Regions from separate parts of the Mus musculus genome. Here all the other regions are linked to region 2. The links are chromatin loops, found by intact Hi-C in ENCODE. Cell type or tissue: left cerebral cortex. All regions are shown on one strand. Links, peaks and the distances in the headings refer to the core of each region. The heading gives the core; the rest is flanking DNA. Region 1 overlaps Fam149a (family with sequence similarity 149, member A). Region 2 overlaps Sorbs2 (sorbin and SH3 domain containing 2). Region 3 overlaps Sorbs2 (sorbin and SH3 domain containing 2). Region 4 has its middle 29 kb from the start of Tlr3.

Region 1 (5,351 bases), core at 484-4,483, 420 kb before region 2:
AGCAGATAGGATGCAGCTCACCACAAGATGGAGAGTGCTGACATGGCATTCTAAGTATCCTTTGCTTCTTGGGCTATGTTATTATTAGGGTTTAGTCCTTCGGTTTCTCTGTTCTCTAGCCAAACACTGGTTCCATGCATAACTTTGAACATCTTAATCCCCTGTGAACTGTCCACTCCTTGGACTAAATATGCAAACTTACAGGACATATCCTATCCTGTAAGTACTTTAGAACTTATACCCTGTGCAATGTCTGTTAAACTCATGATACTCAATACCTAGACATTTGACAGTTTTATGTTAGTCCTTTCCTTATGCTTACATTCTAGAGCTAGGAACAGTTTTCTTGTGTGCACCTTTGAAACCAATATGTGGGCTCTCCTGAGGTGGGCTAAATGGAGCCATAACGCACACACGTGGGAGTTAGGCTCAATACTGATCTCCAGGAGTTCCTCCAGAGACTCCACATAGTCTGGTTTGATTGATTGATTGATTGATTGATTGATTGATTGATTGATTGATTTAGGTGGATTTCTGAGAACCTGCAAACCTGGCCGGGGTGGGGGGGATGTCAAACTGCCCCGTGGAGGTACAAGTAACAGTCCATACACCCTTCAAAACACCATTTCTCTGTCCGAAAGGAGTATTTGAAGTAGATACAGTCTTTAGATTAAAATGCAGGATAGTCAAGTGTGTGTGTGTGTATGTGTGTTGTTTTCTTTCTGTGTGCTGGAAGTTGAGCAAGGGCCTCTTCATGCAAGCCAGGCAAGCACTCTACCCCTGAGTTAAAACCAGCAGGGATCTGGTTTTCAACTGTGTAGCCAACATACCCAAGGGGAGAGGAATAATCCTTCGAAATCTAAGAAGCTACCTTAGTTCTGGGGACTGTACCTTCTGGTACGCGGTAATGAGTCTCTGAGTGAAGAAGCGACGTCACTTGGGAAGGCCTGCTGGTGCCAGCATGCTACAATTTCATGAATGAATGCCGGAAGGAACGCACACACCAGATGTATTTTGCCTTTGCAGGCAGGGGGAAAAAATCACGCACTTCTCACAAAACCAAGCCATAATCTAGAACTCGTTACACCCAGCCGGGGTGAACTTACCCAATTACAATCAACCTCAGGCTCTGGCTCTTGTCCCACAGGCCGGGCCGGGAGCCTCGGGGCCTGGGCAGCACTGTGCGGTGGTTGTCCGCGCCGTTCTCACGCAGGGCAAGGGCTGCAGCATGTCCCCGGATCCCCGGGACCTCAGCTCCGCGCCCGCCCAGCCCTGAGCCCCGAGCCCCGCTAGCGCTGAACCCGCGGAGTGTCCGGGACCAGCGAGCCGGCAGAGACGGAGCCAGGGGCGCTGGCGGGGCCCATGGGCGCGGCGGATCCCGGGGCTCCGGGCACGGCTTCCGGCTCCGGACCCTCAGATCCAACAGAGGCTGGATGCCACAGCGAGGTCTCTCAATTCTCCCATCCTTCCTGCCTCCTGCCTCGGCCCGGGCTGCAGTGGGCAGAATCGTGGCTAGCACTCCCCGCCCCTTCCCGCCCTCTCTGGCCAGGACCTCCGGAAAAGCTGGCCACTGCTTCTGCAGATCAGATTTCTATATCCAGAGACCAGAGGATTTGGTGGTCTCCCTGAGCCAACCCCACAGTCCTCTCTAAAATACTGATTTTTCAAGCCCTGATATTTCCAGCCTAGCTTCTCCAACATAGCATTTAGAATCCTGAGAGAAAGGCAAAGAACTGTACAAGATTTCACATCCTTCCTGCCAGCATCAATGAGATGCAAGGTTTCAGGTGAGAAGGCAAAGAGAGGTTTAAAATAACCAAGGCCTCGATCTAGTAAATGCAAGATTAATCAGAGCTTTAGGTCTGATAATACACAAGATCAGAGCATCCTTTGCTGTGTAGTCTCTGCTTCTGCAAACAGATCCTCAAAGTCACACAAACCAGTCATTTTACTGTAAGCCACAGAGCGTCTTTGCTGATCGACTCATTGGTTTATTAATGCATGTGTTTGTTTCCTTGCGTGTTTTGAGATGGTCTCTCTCCTTGTAGCCCAAGTTGGTCAGGGACTGACTATGTAGCCAAGGCTAGTTCCAACCATAGAGATCCTGTTGTTTCAGCCTCTTGAGTGACCCCTGGGGATTCGAAAGTGAATTACCACAATCATTTGTGTGTGTGTGTGTGTGTGTGTGTGTGTGTGTGTGTGCATATGAGTGTATGTACAAATGCATGTGCATGCATGTGTGTCTGTATGTGTGTGAATGTGTGTGCATGGGTGTCCGTCCCAGATATCTACTTTTAAATATCAATATATCACAAACGTATTCCTGGAATGAAACAGTAGTTCTAGACCTACGCAGATCCGTGGTAAACTGCTTCTCTGGAGGCCTGAGTGCAACCTCCATCTGCACAAAAATCAAACTTAAAAACACCAAGGTTGAGGCCCCATGATCGTCCCCCACCCTTTCATGTTAGCATGCCCAGTATTGGTACCCTCAAAGAGCTACAGGCAACTAAGAAATGCTGAAAGAGGGAGAAATAGCCTTCCTCAGGGTAGAGCCCCCAAATGGTTATCCACTAACAAATGGTCAGTCTTAAAATCATATACATCGAAGTAATATTATATGGACCGAGCAGATTTTATTTATGTAATTAGGAACATTTATACATATATACATACACTTATATAGACATCTGTATATATAAGAACAATTTGAAAAAAAATAAATGTGGCCTTAATTTGAGAGTGAGAAGGGTCAGGGGAGGAAAGAGATGGGTTAAATAATGTATATGTATTTTAATTTAAAAATATTTTTTAAAAGACTGAAAACTTATTTCCACATGTTCACAATCTGCAGAATTCAGATATGCTGTCAAGACTTGCTTTCTGTTCCTTGTGAGGTGGCTCAGATTTTTGCCTGGTGGCTGATGGGGTCTGGAGGATCCACGAGGACTTCATGCAGGTGTGCACCCAATTAGATCGAGAAGTGACTCATGTGTGGCTAAAAGCCTGCTTTTAGTTGAACATCCCTTTTGTGAAGTCTCAAGACTTCAAATAGTTCCTCCAGCAGGATGGCTACCAAACAACACAGTCACATGGGACACCAAGAAACTAGACACTGTCCACTCCATCAAAGCCCGGCCTGACTCCGGGTGGTGACACTTCTGATACATACTATAATTAAAGCGGTCATGGAAATTGAAGGCGTGGAAGTGAACCGCACATCTCATCAGGAAAGACGTCCCAGTCGGCAGCCATCTTGGATCCACGGCAGTCCCAAGTCCCTGCTCCTGCACAGGTTAACCCTCTCAGCACGTCCAGACATGGGTGGGACAGCTGCTTACAGGGCATTCCCTTCGCATCACATACCTGTGAACAAACAGCTCAAACAGGCGCTCGCAACTCTTATTGCTGATGAGTACAGCCTCGTCACTTGGGCCCAAGGGCCGATTGGTAAAAACTGACATCTCTTGTTTTCATCTCCTGTCGATCACCTTTACTTTAGCTGAAGGCACGCACAGATAAGCCATTCTCCTAAATTTTGGATCCCTAAAATGACATACCACAGGGAAAGTCTTGGGCCTTGCTCAGCTTCTTCTCTTTAAATCTGAAACTCGTGTCGGGATCCAGAGGATGAATGTGGGGTCTTTGGACTCCTTTCTCGGGTTCCCTTCCCAATGTGGATGCGCTGAATAAAATTCCTTCCTGATTTTTTAAAAAAACATTACTCATCTTTACTTTTACCATTCCTTTTATTGGCATATGGAATGGATGGCAGAGCCTTTGGGGGCTTCCAGAACCACCATGGCTTTGGCTCTCAAAGCCCCAGTTTCGAGAGGAGCCACCAGCCTTCTACACAGACAGAGAACAACGGAGGTTCTTGCAGGGATAGGATAACCTTGTTGACCTTCTTGTTTAACAAACACAGCAAAGGCAGGCACATGCCGACAGTTCCCCATGAATACTCACTTCTGCTCTCTGCCATCTTCCCGGCCCTTATCCCACTCTCTGTTTCCAGTCTTTGTGCTTGCTGGTGCTATTGCAACCTATTCAGCAGGTTTCTCCCAGAACTCTGGGTAAGCGGTCCTGCTTCCTTTTAGTCCAAGTCAGTGGTTCTCTCCACTACTCCTCCAACACGACTCCCCTGTAGCACACTGCCGTTTACTTAAAATTCATCAGATTTCATTGTGTTCCCTCTAAGCCATACCACCATTTGTGAGTTGGCCCTTTGGTGAATGTCAAGGCTTCTGATAGGATTTTTAGGATCTTTGAAGACCACGTGATATAAGAAAACACTTCAGCTCTTTCTGAGTTCTTTATGAGCCACACCTTTGACTTCAGCTGTGATCAATGAATGCTGTGTCGGATCTCATTCCTGAACAGAGCCCATCTCCTAGTGTTGCCTAGGGAGACAGTCTTACCTTCAGAGCTTTGGACACCCAAAGGGCAGGGTCTGAGCTGAAACGACGACCATCTAATGCACACCTAGGCCAGGACTGCTCAATTATGCATAGCTCTTGTCCTGACTCCTATTTCCCAAGGGCCCTGTTCAGCACCCCAACAGTTCCACTTTCATTTATTTCTATGGCATTTAGTTCATGCCTATCTTTGTTCCAGCTTCAAAATCTAGAACAATGCTTCCTGCTTAAGTAATGAAGTGATAGAAATCTTCTTATCTAGTGGATCCAGACCACCTACCACTGCCCAGAAGACAAGGGAATACATATTTGCAAATGAATGCTCATTTATAAGCACAACTACTCACACACACACACACACACAGACACACACAGACACACACGCACATAGACACACATACACACACATACGCACACACACACACATACGCATGCACACACACAGACACACACACATATATACACACACACGCGCGCGCACACACACACACACACACACACTCACACACACACACACCCCTTCCAGTTGGTTCTATTTCTCTGAAGAGCACTGACTAATACCTAATCCTCTGGTGAAAACGGGGGGATGAGCTCAGTCACTAGTAAGACCAATGGCGAGTGGCTCATTGTCACGAATGTACCTTAATAATAGATGTTAAAAATAGAGCCTCCTTAAATATGAAATTACTGTTAAATTCGAAAACTAATACTTAATATTTGTACTAATCTTCCTTTTTCTTTTCCCCAATTACTGTTTAGCCAAGACTCTGATATGAAAATATTGTGGCCCAAGGCTCAAAGAAAAATCCAATAGGTGGCGCCACGTCCCTTTTAGTTGTTAGTTTCCTTACACAGTTTTTGATACTGCTTTACCATTTGAGGTTTTGTTTGTTTTTTTTGTTTGTTTGTTTGTTTGTTTTGTTTTGTTTTGTTTGT
Region 2 (5,351 bases), core at 939-4,938:
AGGAGAGAGAGGGTTTGCTAACGGAGAGCTAGTTGGGAAAGATCTAGTTGGGAAAGATCTAGTTGGGAAGGATGTTTGAGGCCAGCTAAGCACCTTGAAGGCTCAGACTGTAGGAGAAAGAGTGGGTTTGCTAACCGGGAGGACATAATGGTGCATGAATCTCAAGGCCTTATGACTGCATGTCTTCTGACTTTTTACCCAGGTATTTTGAGAGCATCCCTTTGTTCTCTTCGGTTCTAATTTTTGAAAATGATAGACAAAGCGCTCAGCAGTCCTATGCTGTTCTCCCCCATCTCCAGCAACCCTGTCAGCTTCCTGACATTCTCGGATGCCCCTCACTCTCTATGAACTTAACATTCCTATTGACAAGGAGAAATGTCACGGCTCTTCCGGTCCACAGTTGTCCTTTGTCTCGGTTGACGTGGCCCACTCACTTCCCAGATTAGCAAATCCAATCATCTGTTTTGCTTTCTTTAAAAAAAAAAAAAAAAAAGCCTGCTACTCCTACATTTTCTCTTGATTTTTTCCTGTCCCTGGAGCAGAACCTAACTGCCTTGATCCAATTTACAAAAACTAAAAACCAACAACAAATAAAACCTACCCAAATTCTGTCACTTCACTCACCCCTACCATCTATACAAAGGGCTTTCAGGGCTTTGGTCTTTTCTTTCTTCGGGGAAGCACTCCATAAGACCTTCTCCTGGAAGGTTTCTCTTCCCCACTCCTCAGCTTTATCAGAGGCACACTTGGCCTAGGGGCTTGTTCACCCTCAGCAGCGGGTTTGTAGCCCTTCTTGCTGGATACCTGCAGTTCCCACTTTGACATCCTTACCACTCACCTGTCCACCTCTCTGGGTTCCTCACTACACGTGAGGCTCCCTGAAAGCGGGCAACCTTGACTGACAGAGCATCCTCTATCTTCCATACCCAACTCAATGCCTGGCATGTGGTACCTATGCAGTAACTAACTCCTTGTGTGACTAAGTGAATGGAACTGATGTTACCTTTGCAGTGGATGGATAAAACACATGGCCAGAGATTGAGTCTATCTAGGAGGCCCAGTGGGTCTCCATCAAGACCCACAGATGGAATTCACAAATAACTCTAGCTCAGCGTCTAAGAGGGAGCGGTTCTGTTTAAGCAGAAATCCTCATATCCTGGCGATGGGGAGGGAAGGATATTACCTTCATCCTTAGCAATTGAAGCCACATCTACCTATTTATACACTTTACCAGGGAGACAAAAAAGGAAATTCATTTCTTTGAATTTTTAATTCAAATATTTATAATCAAATCAAATATTTATTTGATTATAAATTTCAGTGCTGACTAAATGGGCCTAATGTCTGATCCAGGAGAGGCCTTGTGATCACCAGAAATTTGTGTTAAATGATTTGATCCACCGATTAGACCACATTTCCAGTTTACAGACTCCATATGACAATCATAGCAACTTCACTGGGATAATATTAATAAAGGCATAACTGATCATCTAAATTGGATACACTTGTAAATCAGCCATGTTAATTGCCTTTATGCTTAATAAAATTTAAAAAAAGAATCCACTAAGGCATTGTTACCTTTGATACAGTAACTGTGCTTACATCTAATAATAGCCAAAAGGAACACAACCGGATGAGTTGAAAAGGCAATTTAAACCACCAGAGACTATGGGCTCATCAAGAGAAATCACTACTCACAGTTAAAGCTATAAAAATCTGGGAAGGTATAGCTGATGGTTTGACCCATGAAGAATTATCCCATCATGCAATAGTACTTTCTGGGGAAAACAAACAGAAGCCTATCAACCCATGCCTTGAAGCTTGAAAGCCAATGAGCATTTATGAGAACAAACTCAGGTCCTCCAGTGTGTTTAGGGTAACCCAGAAAGCGTGTGCCCAGCAAAAGGCTTTTACGTTGGGGAAACATTAAAAACCATGCGGTCTAGGGAGCTTTCGAGAGCAATCACATGTGAGCCCTGGTGTTAGTGTATCTTAAGCACTTCTCACGCTGGAGGTGGATGGTCTGTGTGAGTGAAAGGTTGCTAGGTTTGTGAACTGACAGAAATAAAACAGAGCGAGAGAGACATTCCATCCATCGGAAGCTGCTCTCCCGCCATTGCGGGAATTACACTGAGAGGTAGCTGTTCCCTGGTGGATTCCCATGAAGAGGAGTTTCTCTGGTGTGAGGGAGGAGAGGGAATGCGGACAGAGATCCTACGCCTGTGCTTCCGTTATCTGACAGTCTGCATATGTGTCGCTGATTGTGGCAGTAGTTCTGGATCCTTTAGAAATAGTTCTGGATTGCTACGGGATGCATTCAATTATTGTATAACTAAAAGAATTCATCTAGACAGTTTACTGGCATCTCCTTTTGGGGGGAGTCTGGCCTTTTGGGGGGTGTCTATTTGTTGGGGATTATCTTGCTTGATATTGTTTGTTTTATGTTCTTTTGAGATAAGCCCAGGCTGATTTCAAACTCACCATCCTCTTCCCGCTAGCTCCTAAGTACCTGCAATTCAAGTGTGCACCAGCATGCCCAGCCGATAAAGCAAAGGCTCTGCTCGAATGCGTACAACTCACAGCATTGCAGAATTGCTAAGGATGACCTGTTGCTATCTAGGGGACTTTCTGTGCGACTATCTGTTTGCACAGATTTTACCAGGTTGCTCACTGTGACTATAGACTGAAGCTTTAATACACAGAGCCCTTTCTATCCTTTCTATTTATTGAAATCGCTAGTTTCAAATTTGGAGCAGGATGATAGCTATCTCCTCCTTTCCGCAGATTCTACAGAAATGTATCTCCACCAAGGAGAATATGGGCTGTCGATTTGTCATTGATTTCCTTTAAGTCAAGTTGACTTTAAAAAGCTTGTCTATTTGTTTAGTAAGTTTGCTGCCCCCTAGTGTTCTGTTCATGTGTTTTGAAGCAACTCTTTCCCCTTCTAAGAATGGTTCTCAAATTCCTCATGATGTGGTGACCCCTAACCATAAAATTTTTTTCGTTGCTAATTTATAACTGTAATTTTGCTACTTCTATGAATCCTAATGTAAATATCAGTGTTTTCCACTGGTCTCAGGAGACCCACAGGTTGAGAACCACTGCTCTGACAAATTCCTATCTTCCCTCAGCAAAATCAAACACTCCAGATGGGTGTAGGTCATCCCAACAGTAGCTGAAAGCAAAACTTTAAAAAGTGACCATTCATAGACACTAAACATCCAGCAATGGAAACTATGGAGTTTGGAAGAATTTGAGGGTTGTCTTCTGTTAAGGAGATAGTATAGCTGTCTGAACTACACAAAGGTTAGCCACCAGTCCTCTCTGCTGTTAACTGTTCAAAGATAAAAGCACCTATGAAGTAATTATACACTACAGCTGGCATTGTCTAAACAATTGGAGAAAAGTAACATTTCATCACTAACAAAATCTTAACATTCCTATAACTAGTGAATCAAAATTTTTAATTCGGTGGAAAGCATGTGTTTCTTTTAAGCCTGTGAAAATTGGTTACTGGCAGGTGTTCTCTTTAACAGATCTCACTGTTAATTTTGAAACCAAAAGTAACCTTGACATAGATTAGGGTAAATATCTCAGAGCTTCCGCAGAACATGTGCTCTCGTTCTGATTGAATGGCCGCTTCAACTGTTAGTGATGGAAAAAACAAACAAACAAACAAACAAAACCTCATAGCCAAAGACTAAACACTAAAAGTAATAGTAAATGCTACAAGGCCACTTGCAGCGCTCAACCAACAGTGTCACATTTTGCATACACATAAATTCCTGTATGTGTCCATCCAGACACCCGCTTGGGATGTCATCAACCAGGGTACAAGCATGCCACTATGAAGTGTTATTCGCTCACCATTGGTCACAAGCAACTCCCAGGGTTATTCTGCAGTCTTTATAATCACCACCATTAACTCTATCATTGTAATGTCAGTGAAACACTATAATAGTATGTGATGGTATGTAATAGCATGTAATGAATGATATGTAATAGTATGTAATAGATGATGAAACAGTACAATATTTCACTACTACTAAGCCCATGACAAAATAGCCTATTTTTTTTAATGTGGTAAATATCAACGGCCCCAGCATTACAGGGTTACAGAGCAACTCAGTAGGAATCCTTGAGCCCCTTAAGAATTCTAGGGGAATAATATGGGATTGAAGGGGTGGGTGTTTAGCAGCCCTCCCAGATGGTACTGTGGACTTCACGGCTTTTCTCTTGGTTGGCATGAATGGCTTTTAGGGAACCAAGTAACTTTCCTTAGAATTTTTTCTGACTTAATATATTATATAACACAACTATATACATTTCATTAGGGACATCAGATATATCAAAGAAGTAGCTAGGGACACATTCAGTACCTTGAGCATCATTTTATAGAAAAGCAACCACCATGAGAGCATCTAGCCTGGTGGGTATCATAATAAAAAAAACAAAAAACAAAAACATTAAAGGTTAATGTTAACTCCATTAAGGAAAGGCTGTGTCTACGTTCTATTGCTAAAGTAATTGTGTTTGTTTTTCTCAACTGTTTATGTTAACAACCCAAGCATTTCTGTCTTAAACTTGACACTCATAAACCACTCAGGCCAGTCAGTCACACCCCATACCCTCCCTCCCTTACCCACTATGCTAAGCCTAATTTACCCACACCCTTCTTTAGCTCCAAGTCAACGGAAAGACTGAATCACAAAATGGGATATTCTTCACTATTAGAGAGACTTGAGACCTTCAGATCTTTGCTATGGTGGGCCATTCATAAGAAATCTGCTCTCCGCAGTCACCCAGGCCATAGCCCGGTCCTGAAATGTTAGTCTCCAGGACTGACATCAGCTGGTACCCTCCAGGTTCCATCAAGAGCCCCTGTTCTAACGAACCAGTGTTTCCTCACCCCCTCTCTCTTACAGCCCCCTCTCCCACCAACTCCGACACCTGTTCCCAGGGAACCCAGCCGGAAGCCTCTCTCAGTGTCACCCTCAACAGATGGCCTGCGTAGCCCTTCCCCTCCGCCCAGGAGCTGTGTCCCCGCACCCCGTCCGAGTGCCCCAGATCTCTCTCCCACCCGGGTGAGCGCCTTCCTTCTTCACCTTTCTCTCATGCAGTGGGGAAGCTGAGCTCAGTGTTTGTTCTGAGGCTAAGGCAAGGTCACACCCCTGTCCCAGCTGGGGTTCTTTCTGCTCCTAGACCCTACTTCTCTCCCTCCCAGACACCCTCATCTCCATCATTCCATGCTCCAGCCTGTCCCATCTGCAATGTCTGCACAATGCAGACCACTGCTGCCACTGCCGGGGACTTCCGGGATAGCAGAATGAGCAGTCCAAGAGAGCCCTTTA
Region 3 (5,351 bases), core at 661-4,660, 150 kb before region 2:
AAACATGTGTGCATCTAGACTTCTTAACACTATTTTCTAAGTAATATGACACAACATGCATAGTGTTTACATTGAATTAGATGTGATCTGTATGGCAACACATCGTTTTATACAAAAAGACTTGAACCTCTGATGACTATGTTATCCTCGATGAGAGAAGGTTGCCCTGGAACCATTCTCCATTAGTTAACAAGGGACAACTCTTTAACCATCAATAAAGATGAATATGGGGTCACAAACTGGCAAAGGATTGGTTTCAGTTCCTACCAGCTTTCTAGTCCTATGAAACATGGGGGGGGGTGGGGTTCAGGTTCTCCTCTTTAGAGAAAGAACTGTTAATGGTGTAATGGAGTAGGAGGTGCATGATAAAGAAAGGAGACCCTTTGTAGTCCAAAAGAAAAAGACTAACGGTTTCCATACCCAACTAAGCAATTCATTTAAGTAGAATAAAGTTGTTTTCAGACATAACATGAAAAAAGTCATACAAAAATCCAAAATAACCTTAGAATATTTGTTTTACTTTTATAAAGTATCAACATTTAATTAGAATCATGTCGGTTTTCCTGAAGTGATTGCATCCATAAATGTATGATGTTTGAAGATGAGATAAAATGAGGAATGCACATGAAATCTTACAGTACTGTAGGACATCATTTGATATTAGGGAAGCCACACATAGTGGCTTATACCTGTAGTCACAGCTATTCAATAAGCTGAAGCAGGAGAATTCCTTGAGTTCAGAAGCTGAGGTCCAGCCTAGGCAACACAGTTAGATTCTCATCTTACATTCAAGAAAATGTGTGTATTGAGAAGCTACAGCGTTCAAGTATAGAAGGCAATAATGTATGGGCCAGATTGGCCTTCAAGCAGTGGCAGAGAAAGTCTGTTAATGAGTGAAAAGGCACAAGAGATGTCCAGTCAACAGAGACATCCCCTGCACAGTGGGGGCACAGAGATGAGCTCTGTGTGAGAGTACCACTGGTGCGTGGTCTATTTGAGCATGACTCTGAAGGATAGAGAGGCAGCTGGGATCCGAGGTTAAAGGTGCTGGATGAGGGCTCAGGAAAGAACCTTTCAGGAAATAGAAGCATCCAGGAGTCCAGGAAGCCTTTATGCCACTCAAGGTGTGGACCTTGGGGACTGAAGAGCAGACATTCTTAAGAAATTGTCCTGGCTAGTTCAGAACTAGCAAAACTCGGTGACTTAACAGAGGATGACTCCAGTGACCATCTAAAGTGTGGGACTCTAGCCAAGCAGGAAGGGTCGACTCAATCCTTACTGGACATACCGATCCTGTGTGGGTCAAAGATGAATCTGCTTGGACAAGGAGAGGAAACAGGTTTCCCTAAATCTACCCCCCACAGAATTCCTGTCATATTGACCCTGGGAATGACGACAGAAGTCAGGAATGTTAGCTTGGGCAGGAAAGATGCAATCCTCACAAAATATAAACCAATGTCTCCTAGCAAACAAAACTGGTCTATTTGCAAGTCCAAAGTGTTAACACACCATTTCAAACAGATTGCTGGAAGCAGAGCTAAGTAAGACACTGCTTTGAAAATACATCAAATCGAATATGACTGGAGACAATACTTAAAGGCGGGGGGGGGGGGGCTGCTAGAGATTTAAATTGTTAATGACATTAACCGTGGAAGAGTCCCCGAGGAGGTAGGCTTTTGAGAGAGAGTGGAATGCATATCAAGATGCTCTGGCCTTGAAGGGAATGATTATGTTCTCAAGGGATCCTTCATTTGATTTTTTTATTTAAGTATTTTAAAAAATAAAACTAAAGTATAAATTGCATTAAAGGGAATTTTCGATGGAAACTACAATAGAACTTTTAAAAGCTCTACTTTAAACTATGTGATGTATAAAAATATTAAACACATTCTATAGATAAATGGATCATTCAGAATTACTAAATTATCTCATCTGACTAGACTATTTATTATTTTGACCACATATAACACACAAGTCACAGGGCTTTCTTTGAATTAAGTTGGCTATAAGATTGTCATTAGGAGAAAAAAAAAACAGAAAATAAAAACAAGCAAGAAACAACAACAAACAGCTGTCTCCATTTACCAATCTTCTTCCAGCTCCTTCTAAGGTCGAACCTGGTTTCACCCATGGTTCCAATTAGTGCCTCTCTGGCGATATGCATATTATTAACCTGGATAGAGAAGAATACAGCTTTGCTTCCTTGATCTCACAGTGTAACACTGACAAGACAAAAGTTCCCTAGAAAAGCAGGTGGGGCGGGGTGAAGACCCAGGGCGCTTGCGCTCTAGGTGAAACATTTAAAAAGGTAACAGAAGCTGCCCTCCTTCGAAAAAATGATGAGTTTGATTTAAAAAGAAAGAAAGAAATTAACAAACTGTGTCGTGTGCTGCACATGATCAGCCATGCTTGCTAAGTCTGTCTGTTGGCTGTTGCTATGGCTACGAAAAGCCAGTGGAACCCAATGAGCTCTCTGCAGCCGCGCTGAGAGGACCAGCCATTTTACTTATGGAAAGCAGTGTGGCATAGAGCTTAGCTGTGGAAGAAGCATTTAAAAAGAGAAAAATCTTTGGAGAGCCACAATGGGCATGCTAGTGCACAGTTATTGCAGCCACGTGTGCCCGCAAGCTGGCCCTGCGACAAGCTGTTGACTGGTGTTGCAATTAGCTGATTGGAGAACGGGGACTGCGGGGTGATAATGCTGCGTATCCGCTCGCGGGCAGCAGGAAAGGGTTTTGTCTCGGGAAAGCAAGCCTGCCCTGCACGGCTATCTCTGCAGCTCCCCAGCTGAGAGAACTCGGGGTTCTAAAGGGAGGGGTCGCCCTCTGCCAGCACAGATTCTGTGCCAGGCTGTTGCTTATGAGCTGCAGGTCTGGGAAAGCAGGTGTGTGCTCGGATGGGCACTGGGCTGGAACGCAGGCGGACGCTCTAGTGTTCACCTGCTTCCTGTTAACAGACTGGTTGGCTCACAGAGCATCTGCTCCTACACGCTGAAGCTGCAGCTGAGAAAGGGGTTCCGGGCATCCCACTTGACTGACGGAGGTAAGCTTTTCCCCCTCTTTTGAAAGCTCAGCATAAAAAAATAAATGAATGAATGGAAGCAAAAGTTAACCTGAAAAAAATTTTACATTGATTGCTATGATCTGAAATTAAGGAGGAACACACACACACACACACACACACACACACACACACACACACACTACTTCCACAAATTAGTGGTTCAGATACAGAGTTAACTCGGTGAGTTGAGGTTCCAGAAATTGTACGATAAAGGGGGAAAAAAGCTCTGCTGTTTTGGGTTAGGATTTAAAATAAATATTTACTGTTTTAACAAACTATCATGGCTTGTCTTTCTGGACAGACCTGATAGCCAATAATAACCTTTCTCTCCGCCAGAACAATGGATTCTTTTGTGACTTGCCCTTTGACACGTTAAAAGAACTACACAGCAAACCCGCAGAAGGCAAGCTGGGGAACATTTGTTTTTAATCCTCATAAATGTTTTAAATCTTTACACCTATGCACACCTTTAAAGGAGGGAATTCTGTTCCCTATATAGGTCATAACAGCCGGTGGATTTTGTACTTGCTTATTCTGGACGGAATAGCCCGGTGTGCTGTTTGATTTAGTCCCCGGCAGTTATAGAGCAAACACTGTAGGTATTGCAAGTTGCTCACACCTCCTCTCCCAATATCCTGCATGCCAGGCTACCCCAGAGCACAACACCCCCATTGTACTCCCTAAGCTCAGAATGTAGGGAAAGAAAAGAGATGAAGTCTTGGTGTTGGACTCAAGTGCCTCTATAAGATGTGGCAGGAAAATTTGTTTTCTTGCTTCTTTTTCTTCACAAGTAGATAGATTTCATAGGACGGTGAAAGAGAAAATATCACATACTTCCATACTTCCATACAGATGCACACACTAATAATGGGAGCGATGTCAGCGGCTGGCCACTGGCTGAAAGTGACACGGAGTTTGCATTGAATGGGGGATGGCCCCTCTGTGAGCATTGCTGTGCTTTATAGTCACTTAGGAACAAGCTGGTACTGGGGACTGAAATTGGTCAGCCAAATGAAACACCCTGGAGAGGAACGGGTCAAGGAATGAGTGAATTCTGCCTTAGCACCATTTCAGCCTTTTCTAAGTCAGTTCTACCGCCGGTATACCAGGAATGTTGAATTAGTCACAACGCTGTTGAAAATAGTAAAAAATTATTGGCTGAAAACTTCTGATAACAACTCTATCAGCAAAAGATGGAGTTTGCCACGAGGTTTCAAATAAATAGTTATCAAGGTCTTTTTCCAAGAAGTAATTTATTATTTCCTGTCTTTTGTGGCTAAATATAGATTGGATAAGGAGTCTCCCAATAACGGTAATTGTGATGTCTCCATTGATATATGTGGACACAAATCACCTGTTTCCTATGTTAGCGTACCCTCAGAGTAGCAAGCCATAAAGCATAAATAAGGAGGGGATGTTTTATAATTTTCTTTTTGTCATCAGTATCCAGGATATAAAGATTTAGACTAAGAATCCTCAATGCAGAGATACGTGAATGCATGCTGGATAAGGAAGCCTGGGGGCATGGCGCTGGCTGGGTGTAAAAGGTTCTATGGGATAAAAGGCTGAAATGATGGGACTATACTGAGTTTAGCTCTCAAGGCAAAGTAACCGAACAGATGCTGTTAAGTCAAATTCTGTGTAAAAAATCTCTCAGCCATGTAGATCATTCAGGGAGAACAAAATGGACACTGACAAGAGCCCCTTTCTGTTCCGTTCTTTTTTTTTTTTTATGATACCGCCAAAGGAATCATCAGACACACCCAAGGCAAGAAAATCATACTTTTCTAATTTCTCCTGGGGTAACCTTTAGAACAGGCTGTGGGAATACCTACAGCAACACCTGAGGGGTGTGCCTTGCTGCCTGTGTAGTATCTTTTTGTGGGACAGGAGCATGTGAGCTCACAGAAAGACACACAGGCTCCAGCTCTATTTCCCCATGTTGCTAACCCTGTAAGGTGTCAGTCATGGTAGACCAGCACTCCAAACCCATTCTGTGCAGCACACCAACAGCTGTTAGTTCAACAGCTCTTAAGAACGGAGAAGTTCAGCGAGTCCTCATGTCTCCACACTTTGCTTGCTGGTTTTTGCTTAGTTTTAGTTAAATTTCTGCCATCTCCAACTCTCCTCTTGGCAAAGTTAAAATATCTTATAATTTCCAAAACACATGACGAAACAAACACCCTCTACTGTAGCTTTCCCTTTAGCTCTTCAAGCAGCCACTTTTGGTGGACCCTCCAGAACCCAGCAAGGATGCTTCCCCTACAGGTCCTTACCACATCTAGCAG
Region 4 (5,351 bases), core at 450-4,449, 340 kb before region 2:
AAGAGGTGTTGGATTTTGTCAAATGCTTCCTCAGCATCTAACGAGGTGATCTTGTGGTTTTTATTGTTCCCATATTCTCAAACAGACTTACATCATGATAGCTTGGTAACTGGGAAATACCATAACGCTGGTTGCCTATTTTAAATGAATGAAGCTGAACACTTTTTTCATATTGATTATTTGCATCTCCTGCTCACTAGAGTTCCTGCGTATGTCACTCAGAGTGAGTTTTGTGCATATAAGGGATTTCCAATAATATATCTTTTAATTTAGCAAATCCATTTCAGAGAATTTGTCTCATAGATGCAACTTTGGAAACTGAGGAAAGTCATATGAAAATACTTTTATTATTTTAATAATAAAATTATTTTATTAATATAAGCTAAATGTGCTAATTGTATTAAATGTATTTATAAGTTAATATGCTAATAATATTAATATACAGGATATGTTAGTATGCCAATGCTCTCTTTATAAATAGAATAGATAATGGCAAACAGAAGCAGAAAGAAAAGGCTGGAACCAGGGATGTCTTGAGCATTCAAAGGTCCATCCCTAGGGACCAGCTTCTGTCAATTAGGATGTGCAAACTTATTATCTGGCTGCAGTCCTAAAAAATGATACCTCCTATAGCAGAGTATGTCTTAAATAACCTTTTCTTTTTTGTGCTATTTACTAATGACTCTCTCCTTAATTTATGACAGAAAAGATCAACTATACAATCTTTGTTAGAAGAAGTAAATGAAGTAAATGAAATATTTCAATATTGTGCTATGTAACAGGGTTAATGTGTTAGAATTATCAGCTTTAGCAATAAAAGATAGTTTTGCCTCAAATCAAACAATTCTAGGATGTTTTACAGACCTAAAGAAACAAAGAAAAACAAACAAACAAAAACAATGTTGGCCAACACTCTTCTATATGTATTCATTAAAATCTTAATTGATGCTTTGTCGAGTTCTGAAGAGTGTCTATAGAAACGATCACTTGATAGTGACACCATCTGATTCTCCCATAACCAACACTTTGCCTGCCATTATTTGGTCCTGTGTGATGACGTGTTTTCACAGAAGCAAATCCATCCTGACATCTAAAAATGCTATGTAAAGTTAACTTTCTTTTTCTTCACTTTATGACCTGGGATCCACATTTGAAACAACCATCCCCATCCCTCCCCATGTTCTGCACCATGGTTGCCTTAGTATATATAATACTATTCCAGTGAACATGACAGAAAGGAGATTAAGGATTCCAGCTATGTAGCCATGGTTGGCCATGATTCCAAAGCATTCTGGAAGAAAGAGGCATTCGGTCCATGAGAGCACCGTGGAGCTTGATAATGGGAAATCGGAGAACTGCATCGCTGTTTTATCATTGAATGACTATGGGACCTTGTGCAAGGCTACTAAGGTCTTGAAGTCTCATATTTTCCATATGTGAAGAATGCTGCTGATAATTTCTGCCTGAGAGGACTATGGCATGGATTAAATAAAACCATGTGTGGACATATGACAAACAACACATATTCAACTAGTGGCCATTGCCGTTGTCACTATCCTGTTTAATAAAGTTTCAACAGATTTTTTTTTATAGTAAGATGCATTCATGGCAGTGTAGTTTATCAGATCTGTCCATTTGCCCTCAATAGACATAATGATATGGATTGTTAGGAACAGGAGTGGCAGATTCAGGAAAGGAGCAGACACAATCGCCCTTCAGAAATGAGCTGCATTAGGGGAGATAGCCTTAAAACCAGGTAGGCCATGATTGGCCTTACCCAGAGGTAAGGCAGCATTATGAAGTTAGTACATCACACCAGCAGCAAACTGACGGGACCTTGGTGGTAAGGGAATTATAGACAATAGGAGAACATCAGCAGAGATAGCTTAAAGTGAAAGAGGAGGAGTTGGTTGCCATGGGTAGCAAGATGCAGGAAGCATACAGGGGGAGAGAGACTATAAGAGTATGTAACATGGAAGGAGGCAAAAGTCCCCTATTCCTATGTTACACATTCCCCATCCTCCACCAAGTGGGAGGGTGGTTAGCTTGGCATAGCTCAAAGACAGTTTCTGGGTGGGTATCAGAGTTGTTTGAGATAAGGAAGAGTGTTTGTTTATAATATTCTGTTATAGTTTTAGAAGAGGTAGAGACCTGAGCTCTACAGGAAGCATGATCGGGCTTGAGAGAGGGAGAGAGAGAGAGAGAGAGAGAGAGAGAGAGAGAGAGAGAGAGAGAGAGAGAGAGAGAGAGAGAAGAGAGAGGGAGGGGGAGGGGGAGGGAGAGGGAGAGAGGGGGGCAGGTTGCTAGGGAGTATGATCTAACAGATGCAATATGCCTCTATCCTCTGGTTCCTTTATGACTGCCTTTTTATTTTCCTTTCTTCCTTCTTTCCATCTGTCCTCCACTCACACCCAGAATCACACATGATGTATAATCACATGCAACTCCAGACAGACTATGATGTTAAAGCTGGCTTGTGGCAGACCCAATCTAAGCCAGAGTCAGGCTTCCAAGGCATGACCCCATCATAATTGCTGCCGTGCCTTAGACTTAAGGATTGCCTCAACGACCTTGTAAAACATGCACACGATGCTAGGAATGCATTGTTTGCAATGCTTTCACAGTTGTACAGAGGGAGCTTGACTTGATCCTATTCCTCATTCCGTTTCCAATTAGGTAACTAGGAAGTGAGAACTGCTGTTTCAAAACTTAACACTAGATGGAGCAGAGAGATCATTTTCCCCTTTCACTTTAGCCGTCCCTGAGTTTAGATGCTGTTTAGATGCTGGCTAAGTAAATCTAGAGGACTAAATAACTCTTGTAGAAATTAGAACAAATGGAAACTAAGTTTTCTCTTTTCTCGACCTCTTTATCGTTTCCTTTGTTGTCTCTTTCTCCCTGTGGTCCTCTGCAGTGCTAAACCGGATCAGTGTGTTGTTGTTGTTTTCTTTGAAGCATTGTCCTCTGGTTAAATGACCTGAACTACAAATAGCATACTTACAGGGCTAGAAGGTTAGTTTGGATGTTCAGCACTGCAATGACATATGTACAGAAGATAGTTGCCCTACTCCACATTCCAGTGACTAACGAATAAGCAAAGGGCGTCCCCTCTGCCTTTTTCCTATCGTTTATATCAAATGCCAGTAGTGAATTCCTCTCAACATGCCAGACCCAGTCAAATTGGATGCATACACAAGCATGTGTGACTTTAATATATGAAAATATAAAGCCTGAGTAGTATAACTAACTGAAAGGCTGTATGCTTAGCATGTGTGGGTGAAACACTGGGTTTGATTTTTAGCAACACACACACACACACACACACACACACACACCATGACTTGAGATCTTGAGAAGTAACTGTATAGCTATAAATTATTTATGAAACTTTGTTATCATTCAAAGACAGGTGGATCTCTATGAATTAGAAGCCATCCTGGCCTACAGAGTGAGTTCCTGACCAGCTAGGCTACTTAATGAGGCCCTGTCTCAATAACTGCCCTTGCAAAAGTTAAGGATTTTCCTAGCAAGTTAATTTCAATACAAATATATGTGTGTACTTAAGCACTAATTAAGGCAAAACTAGAAATATTATTTTTCTAAAACATTATTATATATCATTACACGTGTCATACCTCTGAGGGTAGGAGAATGGGAAAAAGAAAATGGTAATTAATGTGTTTATTAAAATTATGTGTATGATAGGGGAGTTTAAGATATATTTAATTAATCTTTGAGAGTTCCATACAATGTATTTTCATCATATTCTCTCTTTTCCTCCTCCTAACTCTTGCCAGATACTCCCCAAATCCTTACCCCCTCCTGTTTTATTTTGTTAATAACTCAGTTTGTGCTGGTCTCATATATCCATGAGTGTGCAGCCATTCCCAGGAGCATGGTTGTCTCTTAGACAAAGTGACTCTTTCTCCTCCAGAAGCCAGCACCTGCCCACAGCTCCTCAATAGAGGAGGGGTCTCACAGGCTGGGACTCTGACTTGATCATATGCAGGCCACTGTGGGTTCACCAGTGCAGTGCCATGAAGACACTGTTCTATTCTGGTTCTTCTCACCCTCTGGATTTACAATTGTTGCTCCCCCTCCTCCTTGTGATGGTCCCTGAACATGTGCGTATGTGTATGTGTGTGTGTGTATGTGTGTGTTTGTGTGTATATGTATGTTTGTATGTGTGTGTATATGTGTATGTATGTGTGTATATGTGTGTATGTGTGTATGTATATGTGTGTTGATGTGTGTGTGTCCATGTGTGTGTCTCTCTGTGTGTGCATGTGTGTGTCTCTCTGTGTGTGCATGTTTGTGTGTGTATGTATATGTGTGTTGATGTGTGTGTGCATGTGTGTGTGTGCATGTGTGTGTCTCTCTGTGTGTGCATGTGTGTGTGTGTGTGTGTGTTGATACAGATGTCACCTTTTTGGCTGAGCACCTCACTGACACTCTGCACTTTAACTAGTTGTGAGTCCCCATGCTGACCACCCTTCACTGCACAGAGAGTCAGGAGAAACGATCTTAAGAGAGAGGGAAGTAACGGAATACAGGTGACATGAGAACAGAAGGGAAAGAGAACCTTCTGGAAGGGGAAGGAGCCCAGAGTATGGGGAAAGGAGAGAAAAGCACAATGACACGTAAGCAGAACAAGGCCATCGTGAAAGCCATTGCTCTGCATTCTAACTTAAAACAAGGTCAGTGGGGTAAAATACAATGAAAAACAGCAATTATACGCACACAGCAATCTCCACAGATATGGGTGCTGTCAGCAAATAAGGTAAAATGTACTCAGATGTTTTTATTTTCTTGCCTATCCAGTAGAAACTTCCTCTGCACTCTTTGTCATGTGTTCATGGTCTTTGGGAACGGTGGTGGCTTTCTGTTCAGATGCTTTGCTCAGGTTCTCTTTGTTGGATTTGACTTTGCATACAGGTTGTGTCCCCTAGTCTTTCCAGCAAAGGTGTCCGATGGGAGCACACACTACTGACTGATGTGTTGGTCAGTGTAAGCCTGGGGGGCTCAGAAGGAAGGCTGAAGTCAGCACGATGCTCTTCTGAAACTGAGTCATTTCGGGTTGTGTGGAAAGAGACTCCGGATGCTGAACTCAGCAGGCCTTGACTGGTGTCACTGACAAAAGCTCTGCCTCTCTGTGAGGATGGGAGGCTTAGGGATCTCTGACTGTGCACAGTGACCATGCTCATCCCTTAGGGCTATGACCCCAGCTCCTTATAGCAACAGGAAGAAAAAGACCTGGGTCTCCGTATAACCTCACGTGTTCATTAGCCACCATCTTTTGCCTCTCCCTGGGCTATGCCACTGATAAACAGACTCATGGCTCTGGTTAAGTT

The links. Hi-C counts contacts between places; a loop is a spot of excess contacts. Peaks named below come from ENCODE experiments on the same cell type or tissue, not always from the same donor. Only the 100,000 strongest peaks of a DNase experiment are listed, where the experiment ranks them.
Region 1: a loop joins it to region 2, with 2.5 times the contacts of the local background. A loop is called at or near these places in 6 of 42 quality-filtered maps.
Region 3: it touches region 2 in a loop (2.1-fold over the local background); 4 of 42 quality-filtered maps call a loop at or near these places.
Region 4: a loop joins it to region 2, with 3 times the contacts of the local background. A loop is called at or near these places in 6 of 42 quality-filtered maps.

The regions. Positions count from the first base shown.
Region 1 is chr8:45,357,292-45,362,642 of GRCm38, forward strand. All of the region lies in intron 1 of Fam149a (family with sequence similarity 149, member A), which reads right to left. Among named protein-coding and RNA genes, the nearest start is that of Fam149a, 22 kb to the right of the region's middle. In left cerebral cortex, for the core only: a CTCF peak has its summit at 2,120; DNase peaks (open chromatin) are centred at 1,054, 1,503 and 2,012; H3K4me3 peaks cover 1,133 bases; H3K27ac peaks cover 526 bases.
Region 2 is chr8:45,777,877-45,783,227 of GRCm38, forward strand. All of the region lies in intron 12 of Sorbs2 (sorbin and SH3 domain containing 2), which reads left to right. All of the region lies in intron 1 of Sorbs2os (sorbin and SH3 domain containing 2, opposite strand), which reads right to left. Among named protein-coding and RNA genes, the nearest start is that of Sorbs2os, 39 kb to the right of the region's middle. In left cerebral cortex, for the core only: a CTCF peak has its summit at 2,914 (motif pointing left); a DNase peak (open chromatin) is centred at 2,913.
Region 3 is chr8:45,625,231-45,630,581 of GRCm38, forward strand. The region is part of intron 1 of Sorbs2 (sorbin and SH3 domain containing 2); the gene reads left to right. Among named protein-coding and RNA genes, the nearest start is that of Gm51529, 14 kb to the right of the region's middle. In left cerebral cortex, for the core only: no CTCF peak of the experiment used is centred there; DNase peaks (open chromatin) are centred at 2,489, 2,934, 3,658 and 3,965; H3K4me3 peaks cover 2,665 bases; H3K27ac peaks cover 2,594 bases.
Region 4 is chr8:45,436,675-45,442,025 of GRCm38, forward strand. No RefSeq gene overlaps it. Among named protein-coding and RNA genes, the nearest start is that of Tlr3, 29 kb to the left of the region's middle. In left cerebral cortex, for the core only: a CTCF peak has its summit at 2,712 (motif pointing right); a DNase peak (open chromatin) is centred at 2,694; H3K27ac peaks cover 232 bases.